2 separate regions of the Homo sapiens genome follow, and region 2 is linked to region 1. Evidence: chromatin loops called from intact Hi-C (ENCODE). Cell type or tissue: PC-9. All regions are shown on one strand.

Evidence for each region. Hi-C counts contacts between places; a loop is a spot of excess contacts. Peaks named below come from ENCODE experiments on the same cell type or tissue, not always from the same donor. Only the 100,000 strongest peaks of a DNase experiment are listed, where the experiment ranks them.
Region 2: it touches region 1 in a loop (3-fold over the local background); 7 of 110 quality-filtered maps call a loop at or near these places.

The regions. Positions count from the first base shown.
Region 1 is chr3:55,749,782-55,752,281 of GRCh38, reverse strand. All of the region lies in intron 14 of ERC2 (ELKS/RAB6-interacting/CAST family member 2), which reads left to right. Among named protein-coding and RNA genes, the nearest start is that of ERC2-IT1, 92 kb to the right of the region's middle. In PC-9, no CTCF peak of the experiment used is centred here; a DNase peak (open chromatin) is centred at 1,541; H3K4me3 peaks cover 299 bases; H3K27ac peaks cover 1,053 bases.
Region 2 is chr3:55,884,462-55,886,961 of GRCh38, reverse strand. The region is part of intron 14 of ERC2 (ELKS/RAB6-interacting/CAST family member 2); the gene reads left to right. Among named protein-coding and RNA genes, the nearest start is that of MIR3938, 33 kb to the right of the region's middle. In PC-9, no CTCF peak of the experiment used is centred here; DNase peaks (open chromatin) are centred at 991 and 1,831; H3K27ac peaks cover 2,162 bases.

The sequences.
Region 1 (2,500 bases):
GCTGTAAGATCATTAGAGAGCTGCCAATTAGGATGACCCTCAGCTCATAGCTGTCCCTTTTTCTTTTGGTGTGATCCCATTATTTAGGGTGTGTTTCTAGTGATGGGGAAATCAGGCCATAACTGATTGACCTAGGTGGGGCTAACAGATTTTCTTTCCAGGAAGGTCAAACATTACTCTTTTTCCATTAAGCCTGGAGGTTGTAACAAAGTTATTCTGTAAACAGTAGGTCTTCTGAAGAAAGGTTTAGGATTTCCTGCTACTGAGGGTACTGGAGCAACTTTCTCACTGACCCTCCTAAAGCTCACTTGTTAGCTCTTTTCTTTTCCTCAGTTTATTCAAGTATCCCTCTAACACTTCCTCTTTTTGCTAAGTTAGCCAGAATTAGTTTCTTTTGCTTGCAATCCAAATAAACCCAACCAAAGCATGTGTTTAGTCACATCATTCCTCCATTGTTAGAATTATTTCCCTGGGATTTTCTCGACATTGCCTTCTGTTGTTTGTACCAACACTGTCAGAGATGGGTATGAGGGAGCCCAGGCCATTGCTGACAGCTCTGACTTAGCCAGAGTTGCTCCTGTTACTAACTTGGCCTCAGCCTTACCTACTTGTGACTTTCATCCTTAAGTCCTAGTTCAAATCTTAGGGTGCCCCTGGAGCAAGCCTCATCTATGTTACTCTAGCAGATAATTGAAGGGATAACTACCATGTTCCCAAGTCTTCTCTGTTGCTGATTACTCCCACATTCATATTCCACCAATATATATATACATATTGTGCTAAAATCCAACAAAATGAACAAACGAAAGAGAGGCAGAGTATGTCATATTTTACACTAGGCCCTTCTTGCCACCTTTAGAAATAATTTTCCTAAAGATTGGCATTGACCAACTCAGCTTTTCTTTCCTTCTGTGGTCACTGAAGACCCCTAGAAGGACCTGGAGCTCGAGCTCTTGTCTGATGGGGCCTATTTGTGAAATAAAGAGATTATTCTCCACTTATATCCTAAAGATACCATATTGGAAACAGACATTGGCAAAGGGACGGTCACTCAGTACAAACAATTTGGGTTCAACATGGCATTTATAAGGCAGCCAGCTTGGAAGTGCCAAACACTTTTCACAAGGAAAGCCCTTACCTATGCAGAACAGAAGAGGATGTTCCTCACACATACCCTGATAGTAACATGCAGCAATCACGTGAATGTTTTCCAGACCGTGGAAGTCATGGACCAATCATAGGAAAAAATATTTTTTGCCAACAACATATGCTTGCTAACCTAATTAAGCTATTAAATAAGACTATTCAAGTGTTAACTATTATCATCATCATTTGAGAAAGGGTCATTTTAATTCCAAACATTAGAAAGGACATTACTGAATGTCACAATAAAAAGCTGCTGTTCCCCAGAAAACAACTTACACATAATGTTCCTACATCCTCATGTGTGCATGCGGGCATGCGTGAAAACGTCAGCACTGGCCAAACCAGTCTTTCCGTTGGCACTTAAGGCATTCTTTATTTGACCACATTTCTTCCTTGGTGGTGGTATTCTAGCATCCTTGAAAGTTATGCAACTAGGAACAGGCATAAGTAAGCAAAAGAGAATTTTAATCGACTGAATCATCTCAACTCTCAATCAGACACTTACCCCATCTGGAAGCCACTCTTTTCCTTCCAGAGCCCTTCCATTCCTACCCTCCCTTCATACTCAGCTGTCACCCTTATCCTCTGTGAAGCCTGCCCCCATCATCCCGGACCAAAGGGACATTTCTTCCTTCCTGCAACCAAGAATTGAAAGGGCCAAGTTTAGTCTTTAACATCACAGACTTGGATACAAATTCCAGTTCTCCTTTTAAAAGCAATGGGACCTTGGACAACCTTAAATATTACAGTCTCAGTTTACTCAACTTTACAAGGGGTGTAATAAAACTTTCTCTTGGAAGGCTATTTTGAGCAGACTAAATGAAACAACGTACTTTACTTATGCCTTGCTTATACATATAGTAATCAAAATAATAATTATTAACAATTTCTTATCCTGTATCTTAACAATGAAGATGTTAATAAACTATTATTTATCTTTTATTTTATTATTTAAGTCTTTATATAATTTAAGTCTTTTTCTTTACCAGATCAGTTTGCAAGCCTTACCCATTGCTGATCCTTCATAACACGTAGCATCGTATTCTGTCCATAGTAAATTCTCTTTGAAAATGGTAGAAATTAAGACACTGGTTAACAACATTAGACTGCTCTTTTAAGCCACCACCTATAGGTATGCAGTCATCCTTAAAGATATCTTTTCATTATGCCCCTCTTCAATGGGATCTTGAATCCCTTTGTGTCCGGAGTTGGCTCCTGCTGGTGGGTTCGTGGTCTCACCGACTTCAAGAATGAAGTCGTAGACCTTCGCAGTGAGTGTTACAACTCTTAAAGATGGCACTGATCCAAAGAGTGGGCAGTAGCAAGGTTTATTGTGAAGAGTGAAGGGACAAAG
Region 2 (2,500 bases), 130 kb before region 1:
CCACAACAGTGTCTTGAATGTGATAGGTGCTCAATGGTTTGTTGAGTGAGTGACTAGATTGAATACTGGAGACTGAATTTTATGTAGCTAAGAAGAAAAGTATTTTAAGTATCTGCGATATTATCACCTTCATCAATAATTTATTAACACTGTTAAAAGGATACATGTTTATAAGCACAGCATATATAAAATCTTGATGTTTGCCAATATTTACTGTTGTTTAAAAGATTAACTTATGTAATTAGTTGTGGAATATGTGTATGAATTTAAATGACACCCAGAAAAATTATAAATGTCAATATATGTGTAAACACTTAGCTGAGAAACACCAAAAATATAGTGTAGTATTAAATAATTGAAGAAACAGCAATATTCAAAGTGGAAAGTCCATTTATGAATGTATTCATGTTAGAATCTAAAGTTATGTATTTTTATAATGTCTATATACAAAGTTCATAAAATGGTTTATTTGAGAAAGTTTCCATCTTGCTGATATTGACCAATAAAATTCATTTCCTAGAAAACAATATGGAATGTTATGATTTATATAAGAATAGAGAAAGATTTTGGAATTGCATATGCTTCCACCTTCATTTTGGATTTGATTTTTGAATGGAGATTAAAAATACTGAAATTCAACTTATAAGTTTGTTTTACCCTTGAAAAATTTATCATATGATGTTTTTTGCATTTTACTTTCCATAATAAATGTAGTATAGAATAAAAATAATTTATCAACAATAGCCAATACTAGTATTAGTGCATTAGCAATATGGGTCCATTGATTCAATCAGCCTGTATTCTTTCCTGTTCACCTGTCTCTCGTCTTCCTCCCTGTGTGTTATGTGTCAAGTCCAGCCTAGTTTTTCTCCTTGTTTTCCAGCTGTTCTCAAGTTAACTCTCCATCTCCTGAAGTGATTTATTATGCTATTATAAAGAAATTTTAATTACTTCCTGTTTATAAAAGGAGCGTATACTTTCAACATTTTGAGAGAACAAGTAATGGTGAAATATGCTGGTTTGTGAGTCATCAGACCCAGGGTGGAATCCTGTTGCTTCCACCTGGTGGCTGTGACTTGGGAGAAATGCCCTTAACCTCACTAACCTTCCAGTTTCCTCCTGTAATGACTTGAATGGGGGTGGTTGTGAGGAGGGGTTCTCAGCAGAGAGTTTGGCACACAGAAAATGATATATGTATGCAAATGGCACTATCAGCCAATGAAAATATGTCCTCTGTTTAGCATACTTTGTGAAGAGTATCATTTATCTAAAATTTGGATTTATTTTTCTAAAACATATAAACTTTTTCCATGTGTATGTTTTCCCACTTAACTTCATGGTTTCAGATAGCACCTAACTAAGACCTCTTTTGGTGAATTGCCACATTATTGCTGAAGTGCTTAATCTGCTGCCACTGCAAAATAAATACAAAATTCCTGTGTTAATTCCTTTGGTGAAAGTAACAAAGCCCTGCTTCATTAAGCCTGATATGGGCCCTATTCACTATTTAACTGGCCTAGAAGCCCAACCTGTGGGCTTCTGCCCTGGGACTATGGGAGGACTTAGGTACAGGGCAAGTATATTGACTGAGATCCTCAACTAGAGGCACCAGCCTCTTGGGCTGTTCAAGTTTGCCACTGGTTTGTTCAGTCACAGTGTTTAAGCTGAATTGACACACTGGTTACTTGACTTTGATTGAGTCCACATAAGTTCGTGGGAACAGTCAGATGGGTATTATCATTGTTGGTGAGTTGATATCATCTGTGCCAAGCATTGTTGGTTTTTCATTCAACCAGCACCCATTATCTTTAGACAGGCATCTTTAGGTCAGGTCTACCCAGTTTCCAAACCCTGGTGGGAAGGGAGAGGCTGTGTGATGTTAGAGGGAAGAGGGGTGAGGCCGTGAGTCAAGAGAAAGAAACTGTGATTTCATAACTAATTTCTGTCTCACCCCATAACATTAAACATCACTCTCTGGTTGCCTCAGTTTTCTCTTCAGTAAAATGGAGGTGATAATACCTGCCCTGCTTACTCTACAGAACTCTTGTAGGGATAAGATTTTTTTTTTTAAGCAGCAAACTAAAATTAATATAAACCAGCACATGTGAAAGTGCTTTGAAACCTAAAGGGGGCTTTTGAAAGGAGAGGTGGTATCTGTTAAATTCCTTGCAAACCAAATGGCACAGAGTTTTAGAATTGGAAAGCAACTGGGTCCAACCTCTCAGCCTGCAGAAGCCTGTCTCCCATTCACAGGATTACTCATAAGGAATTCACCAGGCCCTGGTGAATACCATTCCCATGGCAGGCCATGGGCTCATAAGGTGGTGGTTCATGTTCCATGGCTCTTACAGGTAGCTCATTTGTCATTATATTGAACTGAAATGTCTTTCCATTTGTCTTGGTTTTTGTTCCAGAGCTATACAGAATTTACCTGAACCCCATCCAAAGATAGATATTTGTTTAGATGTTTGTTAGGTGATATTGTTCATTTTAAGGGAAA